Regions from separate parts of the Homo sapiens genome. Here region 1 is linked to region 2. The links are chromatin contacts, found by Hi-C or POLR2A ChIA-PET in ENCODE. All regions are on one chromosome and are shown on one strand. The core of a region is the stretch at or near the end of the contact, and the rest is flanking DNA. Distances in the headings are between cores, read along the strand shown.

Evidence for each region. Hi-C counts contacts between places; a loop is a spot of excess contacts on that map. ChIA-PET counts read pairs that join two places held with the same protein, here RNA polymerase II (POLR2A). Pooled maps may share reads with other maps.
Region 1: a pooled map shows a loop between it and region 2 (3-fold over the local background). The contact joins the promoter of FRMD6 here to the enhancer-like site in region 2. A Hi-C loop is called at or near these places in 1 of 168 maps with a recorded cell type or tissue (PC-3) and 6 of 50 pooled maps. POLR2A ChIA-PET finds 5 or more read pairs at or near these places in 1 of 52 experiments (H1).

What each region holds. Positions count from the first base shown.
Region 1 is chr14:51,650,609-51,656,148 of GRCh38, reverse strand. It overlaps FRMD6 (FERM domain containing 6), which reads right to left and starts at 4,239. Exons shown (of 14, transcript NM_001267046.2): 1 at 4,153-4,239. It overlaps FRMD6-AS1 (FRMD6 antisense RNA 1), which reads left to right and starts at 4,405. Exons shown (of 1, transcript NR_037676.1): 1 at 4,405-5,540. RefSeq lists silencers at 3,466-3,615, 3,626-3,685, 3,696-3,785, 3,996-4,445, 4,576-4,645 and an enhancer at 4,618-5,236.
Region 2 is chr14:50,935,515-50,940,672 of GRCh38, reverse strand. PYGL (glycogen phosphorylase L) reads left to right here. Exons shown (of 20, transcript NM_002863.5): 2 at 2,836-2,937. Among named protein-coding and RNA genes, the nearest start is that of PYGL, 6.4 kb to the left of the region's middle. Within about 2 kb of position 3,717, at least 3 of the 41 ENCODE cell types and tissues checked have a DNase peak (open chromatin) inside an H3K27ac peak, as active enhancers do.

The DNA.
Region 1 (5,540 bases), core at 2,990-5,489, 710 kb before region 2:
CAGAAGTAATTACATCACTAAATCGCATAAAGTAATGAGAAGCACAGATTGCTTGTTTCTACCTAAAACTTCATAATAACTTCAGCCATTACTGCTGTAGAGCCCCCTCTGGTCCCACAGCATGGGAAGTAGACATTAGTAGTTTCCTCAAATGTTGGGGGACTAATTAAATATTTGTAGAATCATTAGCACTTAAACAAAAAATGTTTCCAGTCTTTGAAATGGGAAGTGGCTTTTGGAGTGTACGGGATACAGTTATAAGCATCCAGTCCCTGCACATTATTTAACACCAAACTAGTGATTCAACACAAAGACAGGCAAAATTTCCAGGATAACTATCAATTAGCAGTCCTATTTCAAGTTTGTATACAGATCTTATAGGGCACCTTGATTCTAATCATTCTGATCCTTTTTTCTCAGCTAAAAATACCTTATTCTTTAATCTACACTTCTAAACAGTAAGTTCTCTCTACTTCAGCCTTGTTTTAAATACTTATCCTTCTAACTTTTTCCTTGCAATTCAATGTCCAGTATTCCACTTCCTCGTTCCTCTCAAATTATCCCTTTAACTTGTTTCTACTTACTTTTAAAGGCCCCCAAAGCCTCTTCCTCAGGATAATGTGCAATTCAGAAAGCCCTCTCAACTACCCTCTGTATAAAAGTTTAACCACAGAGACCAACGATAACATTTTTCCTGTTTGGGTTTTGGGGAACATACATTATAACTGAAATTTCACTACTCATAAAACTCCTTCACTAAATCTTTCCCATTCCCCTCTCCTAACTCTCCATTGTTTTATACACAATCACGACATAAACACACTCCCAAAATGTGTAATGATATAATCATACAAAGACTTTCTAAAAATACATAATTTTAATGTGTGCAACAAACAGCCTTTATAACTCTAGTACTGGGAGTACACGTTTAAAAACATACTGACTTTTTAATAAACTGTGTTTGTTTTTCCTCGTTGGGGGTGGGGAGGAGGTAGGGGATCATCAAACAAGGACCAATTGCTATACCTGAATCCACAAACTGTGTTACAGTAGGATTCTATTGAGGATTGTAAACACACTTAAAACTTTTTTTTTTTTTTTTACTTTAAAAGAAGAAAGTTGAAATTGCAAAAATGAGAGCCAAAATTTCTATGCTTTACCCATAAGGATACACAAACTGAATACCTCCTGTTTTCCCACTTATGAAAGAAATATGCTTCATCTACCAAACTAGGGCATTTATGAGGTTTGTATTAATGAACAGAAAAATGCAAAAATGTACAAATGCAAAAAACTTTCTATCCTTTAGAAGACTTAATATTAAAATGATTTTAGGGAAAGCCCAAGAAATCTCATTCTCAACTCAGAAAACTACCTAAGGGATAATTTGTGAATGCCATCTGGGATCCAGGCAGTCCCATCCACAAAAGGGAAAACTTGTTGAGATCATCCAAATCTAAAATTCACATACATTTTTACATCTGGACTGAATTAATCTTTTCTTGGTACTGGCTTTCATGTAATAAAATAATTGTTTGCAGGTTTTATTTTTCTTAAAAAAAAAAAAACCCACAACTTTAGAAATCAAAATGTGCAACATCCAAATCGAAAACTACAAAGAATTCCTTTATCAAAAAAGTTAGTTGTGAGACAGGACTCATTTACACTCAACTCTGAACCTGACAGCTCAGTCAAAAACAATTATGTTTGAAACTTTCATTCCAAGCATCTGCCACAAAAGGCTACGCAGTCTATTACATCATAAGTTCAGAAAGCCAAAAGCTTTATAAGTATAGTTAAATGTGGAAACAAAATCCAAAAACTACAAAAAGACCCCCCCCCCAATTCAGCTAACCTAGTTCAGTAACAATTTTTTTTAAGAATTTGTAACTAAAAACCGCTACCTAGCACACTGGCATTTTGCTTTCAAAAGCAGCGTCTTCATCCAGGCCCATGCTGTTTTCAGGCGTTTTCCTGTACAGCCAGGAGCATCTTAAATCTCTAAGTTCAAATTATGTACTTAAAACTAGCAGCTTACCCTTGTTGCCCCCAAAAAGGAGATACTGGAAATAGGAAAGATTTCCTGCCCCTTAAAATGTCTTGAGTACTGCAAGAACTGCTGATTACTGTAGCCCATCAGTGTCAGATCTCAGAGATTCTTGCAAGCAACTCAAAGGGGGGAAAATTAGTTCATATTACAGTCAGTCTGCTTTCTGGAGAAGATGTCCTGCAGATAATTTGATATTAGATATCCCCTGGGGGACCCTTTTCATCTAATAATCCTACTAAATGTCCATTTTAATATGAAATATGAATCCAAAATGTTTACAAACATACTGGGAAAAGTATTCAAATGCCAGCTGTCTCATATTGTGAAGTATTTTCATTTTTAACATAAAACGTTTATTTCTCAAAGCCACACCTGAGAAAATGATTAGGTGCTGTGGTGCTGTTAAGTTTTATACTACAAAGGACATCAGCAAAGGCATCTGTTTTCCTGCCTCTCTTCTGGTCTTCTCCCCTCCCCCACTCTCCATCCTGTAGGTCCTGGTAGTTAAAATTTCTACAATAGTCTCATAATGCTCTAAATTCTAAAAAAAAATTTCTCATCCTTTAACACTGCTGAACCTAAATTCATGCACTGCTCTAAGAAGGAAACCCAAAAGTCACAAGCCTTTTTAATGACAGATGTATTACGGAAAATTTTCCCCACAAAGTTTTGATGCTGTGAAATATCAACTCCCTGAAATCACAGAAAGGAAATGACTTACATTCTTGGAAAATGAAGCCACTAGCAGCTTTCTCCAACAGCATTTTCTAAACCCCAAACTACACCCTGTGGCAAGAGGGAGTATTTCGTGCAAAAACTAAATTTAAATAGATGCTTATAAAACCCATAAACAAACATTGCCCGGTCCCAGAGAAGAACAGAAGGGAATCATACTCGGAAAATCCAGCAAGAGATACTTTTTCTCCACATTCAGAAATGCTGGAGAGCACAGGCTGGAAGTCAGAAGCAACCTGAGAACGCTTGCTGAAGTTTTCCTTCCCTGCTGTGAGCAATGCACAGCTCCTGAGGGAAATACTGGCAAAACAGATTTTGCGTAAAAAAATAAAAATGAAAAGGTGTTAAGGGGGAAAACGAGCTAATATTTCTTTGGACACTAGCTACACAACTACACGGCCTGAAAATCTGCCAGCTTTCAACTTTAAAATATGCTTATTTTGACATTTTCCCATCTATTCGTGCCTTTAAGAAAACGCCCGCACCATTAGGTTATGCTGTCCCAGGACTCGAGGTGTTGTTTTAATCTCTGTAGACTTTACACTTACACGGGTGGACCGCAGCTGTCCATACCTGACAGTGCCTGGCCCTCCCGGAGCCGAATCCGGTGCTCCTGTTCGCCTGGGGCTCCGCCAGCGCGCCGTAAGCTCCTCCAGAAACCCAAATTCTGCAGGCCGCACCCCCAACTCGTATCTCACCCAGGCCCCCGTCTGGCGCCGATCTGCCCCAGCTCAACCTCCGGCTCCGCAGACTAGGCACTTTCCGGGACGCGGGGCAGACCCTGCGCTCGGGTCCCTTCCCGCAGCCGGGCTGTCCGGCCTCTGCGCGCGCACAACAGGCGGCACGGCGCAGCCCCCGGGAGCGCGGGACTCGGGTGCTAGTCCCGGCGCCCAGCCACAGCGACACAGACCTGGGTGCCGGGGCCCGCCAGGGAGCCCTGTGATCCGGGGACCTCCGCGATGCAGAGAACCAGGGACCGCGCACGGAGCCCAGGCGCGCAGTCTGCAGCCAGGACCAGCCTCCCGCCCCCGCCGCTGAAGCCGCCCCGAGCTCCACGCCTCCCCCGCTGCCGGGCTCGGCTGCCCTAGGGCCTCGTCCGCCCGTCCCAGAGTGAGCGACCTCCGACTCACGGAGAAGCGACCTTACCACCGGTGCCCGACACCCAGAGCTAAGGGAGCGAGAAGAAGGCGAAGAAAGAGGCGGAGAGCGGTGCACTGCCTTCGCTGGGACTCGCGACTTCCAGAAACCCTCCCGAAACCCAGTCCCGCCGCCGCCCCGCCGGCAGGGGGCACAGCGGGCGTCCGGGGCGCGGCGGCTGAGCGATGGGGCGAGCGGAAAGGGCCCAGACGCCTGGTTCTTGTTCATACCTCGGAGAAAGTCTTGAGCACCAGGCGTTGGGCTCTCTGGTCACCCCTCTGACTCTTCCTACCGGCGCCGAGCCTGCCCCACTCCTCTCAGCCCCTTGGCCCCGCCAGCCAGAGGGGCGCTCCGCGTCCGCCCCGCCCCCCACCCACGCCTCCCGACCCGACCCGCCCCCCCGAATCCCCGCCCCCTGAGACCCCGCCCCCGACCCGCCCCAACTGGCCGCGGCGGCAGCCGAGCCGCGGGAGCTGCGCGCTGAGCTCGCGGCAGTACGGGGAGCGCCCGCCCGCCCCGCCCTGGACCCAACCAAGCGTCCCGCGGAGGGGTGCGGCCACTTGGGGGCAGGAGAAAGCGGAGTACGCCACCCCTCTAGGGACCCAGGAAGCGAGGCGAGCCTCAGGTGGACGCGGTGGTGTGGACCACGGCGATCAGGGCCTTTCCCCCTGCTGTGGAGACGGAGGTGCGAGGGGACGCCGGCGGCTCCCCACCTTCTGGCCGAGTGGCCTTCTCCGCCTCCGGCTGGACTCCCTCGGGGCGCTCCCTCCAGAGCCGAGTCGGGCTGGCCGGGGGCGGCTGTTTGGCCTGAGTGTCGTCTTACTAAAGCGGAACGCCGGAGGGGAGGCCACTCCGAGAGAAGGCGGTCCCCGGCGGAGGTGGCTTCGTGAATCCTGCAGCCCCCTGCCCGCCCGCCACTCGAGACGCCGCGCCTCGTGGGTTTCACGCTGGATGGAGGGGGCGCCGCCGAGGATGCCCAGCCTCCCCCTCTAATTCTACCTCTCCAGTTCCTCAGGTAGACACAGCCTCTGTCTGCTGTGGTTTTAGTGCCCATGGCCCCTCAGAAATTATTTTTGTCCCCTCCCGATAGTGGCTTTGGGGGATGGAGGGCGAGAGATGCAAAGGGCCAGTGGAAGATTTTTTATAGCACAAGGAATCAAGCCAGGAGATGGAGGTTTCATTGCCACCTCGGGGTCTGGGGAGGGGGCGAGCCACACCTCTCCGGTCAGTCTGCGCCCACCAGGACCTGCTGCTGGGAACCGCACACGAAAGGAGAGACACCCAGCACCTGGCCCCTAGACCCGCAGGGCGTCAACCTCCTGGGCTTCTGCCTTTCTAGGTTTCCTCTGACTTTGCTGACCCAATGACCCCTGGCCACGGGTGGCAAAAACGCCCTCACTGAGCCCTTCGCTAAAGGAGTGCCGGGGTTTATGTGTCTGGCTTTTAAAATGGGATGAGGAGACAAGGAAACAGGACCTGAGAAAGGACACTATCCAAAATCTGATGCTCTCAGAAGTCAACTTTAAAACTGCCCTGCTCCGCGGTGGCTCACGCCTGTAATCCCAGCACTTTGGGAGGCCGAGGCGGGCGGATCACGAGGTCAGGAGATCGAGACCAT
Region 2 (5,158 bases), core at 2,468-4,967:
ATCAGTCATATGTAACAAATATTTAGAGACCAGTAAGTAAGAGTATGGCCAAGATCTATTTTTTGAAGTCTTATATATTCCCAAATATAAGGAGAGATTACCTCTAAGAAGTTATTTGTGAGAAAACAGGGAATCACCTTACGTTCCTGTCCTTATAAAGTCTGTCATGCAAGGAAGTATTTTCTCATTTACTTTATTCTGAGCAACCACATATCTCTCAAGAGAGACTTTGAAATATTTTTAAGAAGACTTAAGTTCGTGCTAATGTGGAATCATTAAAAAGGAGGCAAATTTAATACAGATGTAGTCATTATTCCTGGGGGTATAACCTCACAATTGCAAGTGTGGAATATATACTATATAAACAAGCTTTTTGTAGATTACTTAAAAGAAAAAGGCAAAACATCATGGTTATAGAGATAATGAAAATACACACATGGAAGGATTTTTTTAAACTGGGTAATACTATGCAAATGGGTATTTGTGGCTTAAGATACTATTACCTGTGACAGCGGTCATCACGTACTAGAGCACCAGCCATTGCCTATGTCTGCCCCAGAGAAGGTACTTTTATCCAATCATTCGAAGGTATCTAATAGCTGGTGAGGGTTCTAGTAACAGCATTATAGACATTCAAACAACTTGGATGAAAACGAAGATGATGTGTTCTGGAAAGCAGTGTTAGGTGGCCCGTTAGGTCATGGATGTTGACCATTTGTTGTGAAATTTAGAACTCAATTGTTCATAAAAGGAAAATGGGAAAGAATGAAATTTCCAAGTTGACGTTTTCAAATAATATTTTGTTTTAAATATTTATGTGTAACTAGTATGTTAAATATGATAATACGCCTTTATTATACTGAATTCTACTCACAATTTTTTTTGATTGGCCAAATTATTATTTTTTCTTTTTTTACTTCTTATCTTATGGAAATGGGGCAATCCCTAAAATTTGAGGTAACTATATTGGTGCATTTACAGATTTTTGCCATTTTGTTTTGTGTCTAGTAGAGAAGAGAGGATAGATGATTGGAGAATAAGATATTGTAAAAGGGGGCAATGAAGTTACTCACTGGTGCTTTTTTTTTTTAATTAGTAAACTGTGCTGTATATAAAGAAGGTTTTCAGCAGGTCTGAACTTTGTACCTCTCACCTTCAACTCTGATGATATTTGCCTGACTTTTACCATGTCAAAGGCAAATAATGTCTAAGTCAATAGAGAAATTTCCAATTTCAATAAGAACAAACACCAATAAACCTTAGGTAGTCTTCTTGTTCATAAGGAACTTGCCAGTAAATAGACTTTATAGAAAAATTTGATTCTAAAATTAATTGTAGGCCGGGCGCTTGGCTCACGCCTGTAATCCCAGCACTTTGGGAGGCCAAGGCAGGCAGATCACCTGAGGTTAGGAGTTCAAGACCAGGCTGGCCAACATGGCAAAACCTTGTTTCTACTAAAAATACAAAAATTAGCTGGGCATGGTGGCAGGCGCCTGTAGTCTCAGCTACTCAGGAGGCTGAAGGAGAATTGCTTGAACTAGGAGACAGAGGTTGCAGTGAGCTGAGATTGCGCCACTGCACTCCAGCCTGGCCGACAGAGGGAGACTGTGTCTCAATCAATCCATCAATAAATAAATAAATTAATTAATTAATTAAACTGTAAAATTTCTTACAGTAATCAGCCAAGGAGGAATATTTTCTACCCATGCGGTGTGTGGGAGTTAATCTTTGTGTTTCTTGGATGACTTGAGATAGTCATAGCCAACTCAGCTTACCGGCACCCACCAAGGTGCCCTATAAATATTTTATTAATGAATGGTGAGCTATGGCCGTCTGACTTCTGTTTGTCCAAAACCTATGCTTTATTCATGAGGTTCATGATCAGGAGAGGGAAAAAACACAAAACATTGAATCTACTTAGATGAGTTTGCTTTTTTTCTCCCCGGGGGTAAAAAATACTGAATTACTTCGCCAAAAATAGTGCTTTGCCAAAACCTGTTGTCAGTAACACTTTTATTTAGTCCTTCATACATCTCTATAGGAGTGTTAGCAGAAAGGAGTCACCATCCCAGACTCCAAGAGAGGGTTCTTGGATCTCGCACAAGAATTTGAGGCAAATTCATAGAGTAAAGTGAAAGCAAGTTTATTAAGAAAGTAAAGGGGCCGGGCGCAGTGGCTCGCGCCTCTAATCTCAGCACTTTGGGAGGCCGAGGTGGGCGGATCACCTGAGGTCAGGAGTTCGAGACCAGCCTGACCAACATGGAGTAAACCCCATCTCTACTAAAAATAGAAAAATTAGCTGGGCATGGTGGCGCATGCCTGTAGTCCCAGCTCCTCAGGAGGCTGAGGCAGGACAATCTCTTGAACCCAGGAGGTAGAGGTTGCAGTGAGCTGATATTGGACCATTGCACTTCAGCCTGGTGACAGAGCAAGACTTTGTCTTTAAAATAAAAAAAGAAAAGATTTTGAAATATTTTTAAATATCTTAAGTCCATGCTAATTTGGAATCATTAAAAAGGAGGCAAAGAAAACCTTTTATCAGCAAGGTTTCTGTGACCTGTATCTTGTGCAGACCTCCTATTTCATCCTGTGACTTAGAATGCCAAACGTTCTGAGAATGCAGCCCAGTAGGTCTCAGCCTTATTTTACCCAGCTCCTATTCAAGATGGAGTCACTTTGGTTCAAACACCTCTGACGGGAGTCTCATTCGAACCTGTGGTGACATAGTCCTGCCTGTTTGTTTCTTATTGGTGACCTAACACATGACCTTGTGTTTTTATGTTAAGTGAGGTTGATCTCTTGGGGGAAACATTATCTCTCTTTTCTTTATTTCAGAGGGTATATTACCTCTCTCTGGAATTTTACATGGGCCGAACATTACAGAACACCATGATCAACCTCGGTCTGCAAAATGCCTGTGATGAGGCCATTTACCAGGTACATTGTTCCTAGATTTCTCTCATCCTGTCTCTTTAAATTTCATGTGCACTTCAGGAAACTTGGGGACATTGCACAAAAAAATAAAGTAAAATAAGAGTGAAAAATCGCCTCTATAGATGTGGCTATTACAAACTTTTAGAAATATACATCACTGGTAATCTCTCATTTAAGAGGAACAACCAGAAAAAGTTAGATAACTCGTTATGACTCATGAGAATTTTCTTTTGCAATCAAAGTCTTTGACAGCATTCCTCACAGATTACATTTCAGAAATTAGTGTCTGAACAAGCCTTTTAAAAGTACTTGAGTCTTCTGCTATCAGAATCACAATCTTTACTTTGGGCTTCTATCTCATTTTTAAGAAATGATCAAACTTTGTTATTCATGTATCAAGGCAATTTGTGAAAATGATCAGCTTTAAAAATTCTGTTGTCATACTTTCTCTGTTGCTTAATGAGATGTAAAATACACTTCCTCCTTAAAGGAGAAGCTTGAAGTCTTAACCCTAATGTGCTAAGTTGTTTTCATGAATATATTTAACTTTTTCTTTCCTGAGCTTCAGGCACCTTCATACCCAAAACAGGTAGCCCTTAACCTTTTTGATGTGGTTGAAAGGAGAAATGTGTATTTGCAAAGACACATTCTAAATGAGAGACTGTTCAAACTTTTCATTTCCTTTGCCATGGGATTGTCCCCTCATGTGTCCTTCGCTCAAGAACAAATACGTCTACAACCAGGTCATAGCTAACTCACATACATGTGGGTTAGGTGGAGTATTTCCTGTGAAAGAACCCCTGCAGGTCCTCTCCATGTCCCTTCCCTCTCCTTCCCCTAATATCAGCTGAAAATAACATCTCTCCCTTGGAGTAGCCTATAGCCAGGCAGGGTGATGTGATCCATGTCTACTTGCTCAAAATTTATATCATACTTTTTTTTTTTTTTGAGACGGAGTCTCGTCCTGTTACGCAGGCTGGAGTGCAGTGGCACGATCTCAGCTCCCTGCAATCTCCACCTCCCAGCCTCAGCCTCCTGAGTAGCTGGGATTACAGGCATGCACCACCTTGCCCAGCTCATTTCTGTATTTTTAGTAGAGATGGGGTTTCGCCATTTTGGCCAAGCTGGTCTCGAACTCCTGACCTCAGGTGATCCACCCACCTTGGCCTCCCAAAATGCTGGAATTACAAGTGTGAGTCACCGTGCCAGCCTATATCATGCTTTAGACTTACGTTTTTAGAATTTAAAAATTCTGAGTGTTAGCACCAGCAGTTGGCTTACACCAGGAACCTAGTAAGCTCTAATCTGCAGAGAGCAAATTTGAAAGGCCCTTTAACACTGAACAGAAGCATAACCAAGGTTGAACTCGTAAGATACAGTTGTCAAGACCTGTGTGACAGGTAGGAATCCAAACAGGTGCCATGGAAACGGGGGCACAACTTCAAGCACTGGTGCATCTTCCACATATGTCTTCAAATGTGCAAATTATTTTTCCATTTAAAAAAAATACCCAGTTTCATGGGTTGCCTAACTTCAGATAAGAACCCAGTTGTTTCACAGTAGGCCACCTTTAGCCATGCCTGGGCTAGATTAGCATCTAGTCAGGATGGAACAAGTCATTTGCCTGACCAACAATTCTTTCATCGTAAAATGAGCAATCCAATGTGATCTCCAGGGCTGCAGAGCTCTGTCATGGGTGCCCAGTGGTGCTGTGGACTCTGCTGTGTGATCCCCAGCACTTTGGGGCAGGGAGCTAGCTGGCAATCAGTCCCATCCGTGCCCAAGTTCACAGATGCTATTTGGCTTCCCACAGCTTCTTATCCACCCCAGGGAAAAGTAAAGGATTTTACCCCATCCAGCTGGATTGCAGGACTGCAGTTTCCCTGCCTGCTGTCAGGACCCAGGTCTCCAGGGCAGTAACCCACTAACTGGTTTTGAGTTGACAACTTTTGACCCTACTGAGTAAATATGCTGTGGTCATGAAAAGATGAACTTTAGTCCATTCTGGAACGTCTGACCCTGAGACCTTTCGGTCATTTTCAAAATCCCTCAGTCCAATTAATATCAGCTTGGTACTGGACTGTTTCTGAGGTTTTAACCCTACTGTACACACACACACACAATTTTTTTTAATGATAATAGCTAACATTTATTGAGGGATATCTGCCCAAGAATAGTTCTAAATGCTTTGTTTGTATAATCTCATTTAATTCACGGCAATCAT